Regions from separate parts of the Homo sapiens genome. Here region 1 is linked to region 2. Evidence: read pairs that join two places in POLR2A ChIA-PET (ENCODE). Cell type or tissue: Panc1. All regions are shown on one strand. Each heading gives the region's core, and the rest is flanking DNA. Links, peaks and the distances in the headings are about the cores only.

Region 1 (5,383 bases), core at 269-5,268, 60 kb before region 2:
AGAATTAAAAACAAAAATCATATTATTATCCCAATCAATGCAGAAAAAGCATTTGACAAAATTCAGCATTGCTTTATGATTAAAACCCTCAGAAAAATTGGCATGGAAGGGACATACCTCAAGGTAATAAAAGCTATCTATGACAAACCGACAGCTAACATACTCAACAGGGAAAAGTTGAAAGCATTCCCCCTGAGAACTGGAACAAGCCAAGGATGCTCACTTTCACCACTTCTATTCAACATAGTACTGGAAGTCCTAGCCAGAGCAATCAGACATGAGAAAGAAATAAAGGGCATCCAAATCAGTAAAGAGGAAGTCAAACTGTTGCAGTTCACTGATGATAAGATTGTATACCTAGAAAACTCTGAAGACTCATCCAAAAGGCTCCTAGATTGGATAAATGAATTCAGTAAAGTTTCAGGATACAAAAATCAATGTTCATAAGTCAGTAACACCACTATATACCAACAACGACCAAGGTGAGAAACAAATCAAGAACTCAATCCCTTTTACAACAGCTGCCATATATATATATATATAAAATATATTATATATATGTATAATATATATATTATATATATTCAGCATCGCTTTATGATTAAAACCCTCAGAAAAATTGGCATGGAAGGGACATACCTCATGGTAATAAAAACTATCTATGACATATATATATATATACACACACATATATCCAAGGAGGTAAAAGACCTCTACAAGGAAAACTACAAAACACTGCTGAAAGAAATCACTGATGACACAAACAAATGGAAACTGACATTTGTATATATGTATATATACAAAATTAGCCAGGTGTGGTGGCAGGTGCCTGTAATCCCAGCTACTTGGGAGGCTGAGGCAGGAGAATCGCTTAAACCTGGGAGGCAGAGGTTGCAGTGAGCCGAGATCTCACCATTGCACTCCAGCCTGGGCAACAGCCTGGGCTGTGTAGTATTCCATCATATATATATATATATATATATATATATATATATATATATATACACACACACACACATACACACACACACACACATGCACACACACACGCACACACACACACACACATATATATACGTATATATACAAATGGAAACATGACAAAACTCATGGATGGGTAGAATCAATATGGTGAAAACGCCCATACTATCAAAAGCAATCTACATATTCAGTGCAACTCCCATCAAAGTACCATCATCATTCTTCACAGAACTAGAAAAAAAATTCTAAAATTCATATGGAACCAAAAAGGACCCCACATAGCCAAAGCAAGACTAAGCAAAAAAAATCTGGAGGCATCGCATTAACTGACTTCAAACTATCCTACAAGATTTATACCAGTACCATAACAGCATGATACCAATATAAAAGTAGGCACATAGATCAATGGAACAGAACAGAGAACCCAGAAATAAAGCCAAATACAACCAACTGATCTTCAACAAAGAAAGCAAAAACGCAAATTGGGAAGGGGCACCCTATTCAACAAATGGTGCTGAGATAACCGGCTAGTCACATACAGAAGAATGAACCTGGATCCTCATCTCTCACCTTATACAGACATCAACTCAAGATGGATCAAAGACTTAAATGTAAGACCTGAAACCACAAAAACTTTAGAAGATAACATTGGAAAAACTCTTCTAAACACTGGCTTAGGCAAAGATTTCAAGACCAAAAACCCAAAAGCAAATCTAACAAAAACAAAAATAAACAGATATTACCTAATTAAATTAAAACACTTCGGCACAGCAAAATAAATAATCAGCAGTGTAAACAGACACCTCACCGAATGGGAGAAAATATTCACAAACTATGCGTCCTACAGAATCTACAAGGAACTCAAATCAGCAAGAAAAAGAGAAATAATCCCATCAAAAAGTGGGCAAAGAACATGAATAGACAGTTCTCAAAAGAAGATAACGAAATGACTAACACATGAAAAAAAATGCTCAACATCACTAATTATCAGGGAAATGCAAATTAAAACCACAATGAAATACCACCTTACTTCTGCAAGACTGGCCATAATTTAAAAAGTCAAAAAATAGTAGATGTTTGCATGGATGTGATGAAAAGGGCACTTTTACACTGATGGTGGGAATATAAACTAGTACATCCACTGTGGAAAACTTTATGGAGATTCCTTAAAGAACTAAAAGTAAAACTACCATTTGATCCAGCAGTCCCACTATTGAGTATCTACCCAGAAGAAAAGAAGTCATCATATGAAAAAGCCACTTGCATCTGCTTGTTTATAGGAGCAGAATTCACAATTGCAAAAATATGGAACCAGCCTAAATGCCCCTCGACTGACAAGTGGATAAAGAAAATGTGATATATTTACACCATGGACTACTACTCAGCCATAAAAAGGAATGAAGTAATGGCATTTGCAGCAATTTGTACGGGAGTTGGAGAACATTATTCCAAGTGAAGTAACTCAGGAATGGGAAACCAAATATCATATGTTCTCACTTATAAGGGTTTGCTAAGCTATGAGGACGCAAAGGCATAAGAATGATATAATGTGCCAGGCGCAGTGGCTCACACCTGTAATCCCAGCACTTTGGGAGGCCAAGGCAGGTGGATCATGAAGCCAGAAGATTGAAACCATCCTGGCTAACATGGTGAAACCCTGTCTCTACTAAAAATACAAAAAGTAGTCGTTGTGGCACGTGCCTGTAGTCCCAGCTACTCGGGAGGCTGAGGCAGGAGAATCACTTGAACCTGGGAGGCAGAGGTTGCAGTGAGCTGAGATTGCACCACTGCACTCCAGCCAGGGTGACAGGGCAAGACTCTGTCTCAAAAAAAAAAAAAATAAAAAAAAAAATATATATAATGGACTATGGGGACTCAGGGGTAAGTGAGAGGAGGGTGAGGGATAAAAGACTATACACTGGGTACAGTGTACACTGCTCAGGTGATGAGTACACAAAAATCTCAAAAATCACCACTAAAGAACTTATCCGTGTAACAAAAAATGACCTGTTCCCCAAAAACTATTGAAATTTTTAAAAATGTAAACGTTAGCCATGCGTGTTGATGTACACCTGTAGTCCCAACTACTTAGGAAGCTGTGGCAGGAGTATCTCTTGAGCGTTGGAGGTCAAGGCTACAGTGAGCTATGATTGCACCACTGAACTTCACCCTGGGCAACAAAGTGAGACCCTGTCTCAAACACACACACACACACACACACACACACACACAAACTGGTTTTGTCCTGGTACCTGATTATTATAATTTGAAGCAGAAATTATTTTGTTTAGATTTTTTAATATTAAGAAGCATCTCGGCCAGGCGAGGTGGCTCACACCTGTAATCCCAGCACTTTAGGAGGCCCAGGTGGGCAGATCACCCGAGGTCGGGAGTTCAAGACCAGTCTGACAAACATGGAGAAACCCCAACTCTACTAAAAATACAAAGTTAGCCGGGCCTGGCGGCACATGCCTGTAATCCCAGCTACTCAGGAGGCTGAGACAGGAGAGTCACTTGAACCCAGGAGGTCAAGGCTGTGGTGAGCCGAGATCGAGCCATTGCACTCCAGCCTGGGCAACAAGAGCAAAACTCCCGTCTCAAAAAAAATAAATAAATAAAAGCATCTCTACTCACGATTGAACTATACAATTAAAAGGTCACACCTTTGTTTCACCATGGTAGGCAAGGTAAATATTAAAAAAGAAAATGGCTGTCCATAAAAGGGATCTGGTGACAGAGGATAGCCTCTCCCAGGGTAACAGGCATCCAGGACTCCACTCCATCAACGATTTCTAAAACAAAGGTTGTGAGCAAGTGCTAGGATGAGACGTGTGATTAAGTTTCTGAGCTGACAGCAAATTTAAAAGATGCCCTCCCAGCTCCTGGCTGCGGCCCATCCTCCCTCTAAGGTGCACAACTCCATTATGCTTTTAACTGATGACACTACCTCTTGGCCATTACCACCTCCCACCAGATCCCATTCACTTTGTTTTACCAGGGAAAGATCTGCTCCAGCTAATGCTTTATCCTTCACAGTGATTTTCTTTGACTTTATAGAAAGGGAGAGCCATTTGGTCAAGAGGCTGCCCATCAGATCCTGTGTCCTTCTGCACTGCTAATATCTATCTGTGGCCCTGCTTTAAAACCCAAATACGAACATCTCTTCCATGAAGCCCTTCCTGATTGCCAGTGCCCTCAACAGTGGGATAAACTGCCAGGCATCTTGGAGATCTAGACCCGTGGTTCTCAATCCCGACTTCCCCCGGCCTCCTGAGAAGCTTTTAATAGGTGCATCAGCCCTGGATTCTTACCAGTAGGTCTGAGAGGGAGGCTTAGCGCTTGTGTTCTTTTAATAGTGTGCACAGGGTTGACGGGAAACACACACACACTGTGCAGAACCATTCCACGAGGCTGTGTGTCCGGAATTGGTTCCCTCCAATGGGTTCCTGGTGCCGCTGACTTCAAGAATGAAGCCGCGGACCCTCGCAGTGTTACACTTCTTAAAGACGGTGTGTCCAGAGTTTGTTCCTTCAGATGTTCAGATGTGTCAGGAGTTTCTTCCTTCTACTGGGTTCGTGGTCTATGCACGACTTCATGAGTGAAGCCGCAGACCTTTGCAGTGAGCGTTACAGCTCTTAAAGGTGGTGCGTCCGGAGTTGTTTGTTCCTCCCGGTGGGTTCGTGGTCTGGCTGACTTCAGGGGTGAAGCCGCAGACCTTCACAGTGAGTCTTATAGCTCTTAAAGCCACAGTGAGTCTTATGGCGGCTCCAGAGTTGTTTGTTTCTCATGGTGGGTTCCTGGTCTGGCTGGCTTCAGGAGTGAAGCTGCAAACCTTCACCATGAGTGTTACAGCTCATAAAGGTAGTGTGGACCTAAAAAGTGAGCAGCAGCAAGATTTATTGCAAAAGGGGAAAGAACAAATCTCCCACAATGTGGGAGGGGACCCGAACGGGGAAGCTGGCCGCGATGGCCAGCCTTTATTCCCTTATTGGCCCCGCCTGCATCCTGCTGATTGGTCCATTTTACAGAGTGCTGATTGGTCCATTTTACAGAGTGCTGATTGGTCCGTTTTTACAGAGTGCTGATTGGTGTGTTTACAAACCTTTAGCTAGACACAGAGTGCTGATTGGTGCATTTACAGTCCTTTAGCTAGACAGAAAAGTTCTCCAAGTCCCCACCAATTAGCTGGACACAGAGCACTGATTGGTGCATTTTTACAGAGTGCTGATTGGTGTGTTTACAAACCTTTAGCTAGACACAGAGCGCTGATTGATGCTTTTACAATCCTTTAGCTAGACAGAAAAGTTCTCCAAGTCCCCACCAATTAGCTGGACACAGAGCACTGATTGGTGTATTTTCACAGAGTGCTGATTGGTGTGTTTACAAACCTTTAGCTAGACAC
Region 2 (5,383 bases), core at 217-5,216:
TTTTTCCAGTCCACTTTCTCTCTGTTCTTCAGCTGGGGTAATTTGTATTGTTCTATCTTGAAGTTCACTAATTTATTTTCTCTATCCCTTCCATTCTGCTGTTGAGCCCATATGCTGAGGTTTATATTGTTATTTATATTATTATTTTTCGGTTCTCAATCTCTTCTTTGTATCTTCTCTTTCTTTGCAAGCATGTTTGTATTGCTTGTTGTAGGCTTTTTTTGTTTGTTTTTTTTGAGATGGAGTCTCACTCTGTCGCCCAGGCTGGAGTGCAGTGGCGTGATCTCAGCTCACTGCAACCTCCACCTCCCGGGTTCAAGTGATTCTCCTGCCTCAGCCTCCCAAGTAGCTGGGACTACAGGCGCATGCCATTACGCCTGGCTAATTTTTGTACTTTTAGTAGAGACAGGGTTTCGCCATGTTGGCCAGGCCAGTTTCGAACTCCTGACCTCAGATAATCCACCCCACTCGGCCTCCCAAAGTGCTGGGTTTACAGGCCTGAGCCACCGCACCCGGCCATTGGAGGCATTTTTATCATGACTGCTTTAAGACATCTATCAAATCATTTGAATTTCTTTGTCATCTTGGTGTTTGTATCTATTCATTATCTTTTTTAAAAATACTTTTTAACAGACTTTATTTACTAAAGCAGTTATATGTTCAAAGCAAAAATGAGCCCAAAGTACTGAGAGGTCCTATGTACCCTTCACCCTTTCCCCAAATGCGCAGCCTCCCCGACTGTCAACATCCTATATTAAAGTGTTACATTGGTTCCCATCAATGCACCTACACTGACACATCATTATGACCCAGAGTCCATAGTTGATATTAGTGTTCACGGTTGATGTTGCATATTCTGTAAGTCTGGACAAATATATAATGACATGTATCCACCATAATAGTATCATACAGAATTGTTTATTGACGCCCAAAATCCTCAGTGCTCCACCTGTTCATTCCTCACGCTCCCTAACTCCTGGCAATCACTGATCTTTTGACTGTTTACATAGCTTTGCCTCTTCGATAATGTGTAATTGGAATCATGCAGTATGTCACCTTTTCAGATTGGTTTTTTTTCACTTAGTAATATGCATCCCAAGTTCCTGTTTCGCAGCCAGGCACAGTGACTCAATGCTGTAATCCCAGCACTTTGGGAGGCTGAGGTGGGCATATGGCTTGAGCCCAGGAGGTTGAGGCCAGCCTGGACAACATGGCAAAACTCTGTCTCCACAAAAAAATAGCAAAAAAAAAAAAAAAAGTTTCTCCATGTCTCTTCATGGAGAGAGGGTCTCACTCTGTCACCCAGGCTGGAGTGCAGTGCCACCATCATAGCTCACTGCAACCTCAAACTCCTGGCCTCAAGCAATTCTCCCACCTCAGCTGCCTAAGTAGCTGGGACTACAGTGTGCACCACTACACCCAACTCTTTTTTTTTATTTAATTATTTTTTTTTTTGTAGAGATGAGGTCTGGCTATGTTGCCAGACTAGTCTCTAACTCCTGGCCTCAAGCCATCCTCCTGCCTCAGCCTCATTTCTTTTTAGTGCTGAATATCCCATTGTCTGTATGTACCACAGTTTATTTACTCATTCATCTACTGAAGGACATCTTAGTTGCTTCTAAGTTTTAGCACTTAATGAATAAAGCTGCTATAAGCATTTATGTTTAAGTCTTTGTGTGGACATAAGTTTTGAACTCATTTGGGACTTATTTTTAATAGATACAAAGTCTCAGCTTTGCAAGACGAAAAGAGTGTGAGGATGGGCGGTGGTAATGGTAACAGAGCAACATAAATGTCTAATACCACTAAACTGCATTCTTCGGTGTATTTTGCTGCAATTTTTAAAAAATAAAAAACATGGCCCTCATACAAAAATGTACCACCTCACTTTCTCAGTAAAATTATTTTAGCAAGGTTCTAGTGGTAACAGAAATCAAAACCTTAAAAACATGCATATTCTTCAAATCAGTAATTCCATTTCTAGAAATGTATTCTAGAAAATCTGGCAAGGGAATAATATTGTAAGGGGAATAATATTGTAAATACATTTGGCATGAATTTTTTCAAACAATGACAAGTGGAAAACCACCTCAATGTTTCAGAATAGGGGACTGATTAAATATCACTCTGCATATCACCACACAATTAGCTATTTACAATTATGATCTAGATGAAGAATTGAAACATGAAATTTTGTTCCAGTATTTTGTTTTGTCGAAAAAAGCAGATCACAAAACAGTGTGTGTGTGTGTGTGTGTGTGTGTGTGTGTAATGCTTTTCAAGTGATTAATCTAGACAATTATCTGACAAGCATCCAGAGATCATGTTAAAACTTTACGCAGATGAAGCTTGGGGAACCTGTCTTAACATTTTATTCCCACAAAAAACTACATCCACCATCTCTGAGTGCTCATTCTGGGCCAGGCCTTTTATGTATACAGCTCATTTAGTCCTCACAGCATCCCTTCATGGTAGACACTTTCATTATTTCTGTTGTGTAAATAATGACTCAGGAAAATTGAGTTCCAGGCCCAGGCTCACAGCCAGGCCTGGACTGGGCTTGGCTTACCTGGTAGGAGATGCAAGGGCTCAGGGTGATCTCCAGAGCAGGAGATACTACACAGATGTGGAAACCTACCGTCATTTCTCCAAAGGAAGGAATGCACGGTACAGGCCATGCTGTCTGACAGTGGGAGAGAAAGGAAAAAAAAGGAATGAGTCCCAACCCCCTTTTGTTTCTTTCTATGGCTCCCAGGAGCTTGTTTTCCACCAAGATTGTAGGATGTTGGTTTTCAAGGCTACCATGTAGCTGGGAGGACGTGATGAGCATAGAGCAAATAAGAACATTACAAAGCTCACTATTCTAACCAAAATTCAGCCTATGTTCTTGAATAAATGCTCCAAGATTAGAGCAAACCTTTAGATATTTTCCAGAGTTCTGAAAAACTTGCTTCTATTTTTCTGAGTTGCTTTTATGAAGATAGGAATTTTAGAAGGTTCCTAGCTTGCCATTTTTACTGACATCACTTCCAAATACACTTTTTATTTATTTATTTATTTATTTTTTTTGAGATAGAGTCTCGCTCTGTTGCCCAGGCTGGAGTGCAATGGCGTGGTCTCGGCTCACTGCAACCTCCGCCTCCCAAGTCCAAGCGACTCTCCTGCTTCAGTCTCCCTAGTAGCTGGGATTATAGGTCCATGCCACCATGCCCAGCTAACTTTTGTATTTTTAGTAGAGATGGGGTTTTGCCATGTTGGCCAGAAAAGTCTCAAACTCCTGAACTCAGGTGATCCTCCCGCATCAGCCTCCCAAAGTGCTGGGATTACAGGTGTGAGCCACTGTGCCTGACCCCAAATATACTTCTAAATACATTTCTGAACTCACAAAAATGTAGAGGAAGTACAAAATGATTACACACACACATGCACGCATGCATGCAAACAATCTAGAGGTGAAACTAAAGTCATCAGTCAACACAGAAGCCAGAGATGCCCTGGAAGTGTGCCAAAACCAAAAACCTAGAGCTTTGTTAGTTAATATTGCGGCTGCCTGAGGTAGCACATAGGAATTGGGGCAATCCATAGGAAAATAAAAATACTTTCTTTTTTAAAAAGCTGGGAATGAGATGTCAATAGGGGACACTGAAATGCTCTGACACATTCCTGGGAAGCTAGAATTTTTCTGGTTAACTGACTAACAGGATTTGAACCTGACAAAGCAGGAAACTGAATCTGAGACCTCCACATAAATCCAGGCACCAAAATGGGCTATATATTTAGTGGAAAAGACAAAGCTGGAAGGATATGACAAGTGAACCCATAAGCAAATCAGTCTCTGCAGGCGGTGGATTGTAAAACATTAATAATTTTAATAGTCTTCCCTAATATTTCTAACCAGCTTCACTTTTATGCTGGAATTTGAATTTACACCATACTCATAGTCCAAGAAAATTCAAACCAATAAATCTAACTAGAATGGTTCCTGATTGGTCCTGCTTCCAGAGCCAAGCAGAAACCAAGCAAATCATCTCAGTTTTGGTCTCTCAGGAAACCCAAAGTTAAAGTTTAGACAAATATGAGCGATTTATAAAATTTAACAAAGAGTTGAAGGGTCAAACTACCATAAGCAGGAGTCAACAGAAACCATAAAGAGAACAACAAGACATAGAAAAATACAAATATTAAAATTATAACAAACTTTATACTCAGGAAGTAGGTTTAAAAGCATGTTTAAAGTGAAAAGATAGAGATCAACACGATGACTATGGGGAGCATTAAAAGGGGCCATTGGTCCACTCTGGAACTTCAAAGTAGGTTTTCTGAAAAAGATGATGCTTGAGCTTAAGCTTGAAGGACAGTAAATAATTAGCCAGGAGGAAAAGTGGTGAGGGAGTTTCAGAGAAAAAGATCATAATGAACAAATACATGGAAGCACTGAATAGCAGAGGGACTTCAGGGGAAATTATAAACATTTACCTATTACTACAGTAACAAATGTAGAGCTGAGAGGAACAGGAGATGCCTGTCCATTACATGAAGAAGTACAGACATTATTTAATAGGAAATAGAGAGTCAAAAAAGGATTTTAAGAAGGGAAGTCTCATGATAATTATGTTTTAGGTAGTCTGTGTTTCAGTGGTGAGGGCAGAGGGGCAACACTAAGATGTCAGGGATCAGTTAGGAGGCTACTGCACAGCTTAGGTGAGAGATGTTGATGGTCTGAAAACCAGGGTGACAGTAAGAATTGAGAGGAGAGACAGGTTTGAGAAACAGCAGAAAAAATTAGCACAACTTGTGATGGACTAGCTATGTGGAAGATAGCCAAAGCAATCCTACACAAAAAGAATGAAGCTGATGGCGTCACACTATCCTACTTAAACCATCTACAAGGCTACAGTGAACAAAGCAGCATGGCCCTGGTATGAAAACAGACACACAGGCCAATGGAACAGGTCAGAGAACCCAGAAGTAAAGCTGCACAGCTACAACCATCTGATCTTCAACAAAGCCAACAAAAACAAGCAATGGAGAAAGGACTCCCTACTCAACAAATGGTGTTGGGATAACTGACTAGCCATATGCAAAAGATTGAAACTGGACCCCTTGCTTTCACCACAAACAAAAAGCAACCCATGATGGATAAAAGACAAGTGTAAAACCTAAAATTATAAACTATCTGGAAAAGGGTGGGCGTGGTGGCTCATGCGTGTAATCCCAGCACTTTGGGAGGCCCAGGCAGGTGGATCATGAGGTCAGGAGTTCAAGACCAGCCTGGCCAACATGGTGAAACCCCGTCTCTACTAAAAATATAAAAATTAGCTGGGCATGGTAGTGCACATCTGTAATCCCAGCTACTGGGGAGGCTGAGGCAAGAGAATCGCTT

The links. ChIA-PET counts read pairs that join two places held together with the same protein. Peaks named below come from ENCODE experiments on the same cell type or tissue, not always from the same donor. Only the 100,000 strongest peaks of a DNase experiment are listed, where the experiment ranks them.
Region 1: POLR2A ChIA-PET joins it to region 2 with 6 read pairs; 9 of 35 experiments call an interaction of 5 or more read pairs at or near these places.

Annotation. Positions count from the first base shown.
Region 1 is chr9:33,744,475-33,749,857 of GRCh38, forward strand. The region is part of intron 3 of UBE2R2-AS1 (UBE2R2 antisense RNA 1); the gene reads right to left. Among named protein-coding and RNA genes, the nearest start is that of PRSS3, 48 kb to the right of the region's middle. In Panc1, for the core only: no CTCF peak of the experiment used is centred there; no DNase peak of the experiment used is centred there.
Region 2 is chr9:33,804,798-33,810,180 of GRCh38, forward strand. All of the region lies in intron 1 of UBE2R2-AS1 (UBE2R2 antisense RNA 1), which reads right to left. Among named protein-coding and RNA genes, the nearest start is that of UBE2R2, 9.7 kb to the right of the region's middle. In Panc1, for the core only: no CTCF peak of the experiment used is centred there; no DNase peak of the experiment used is centred there; H3K27ac peaks cover 306 bases.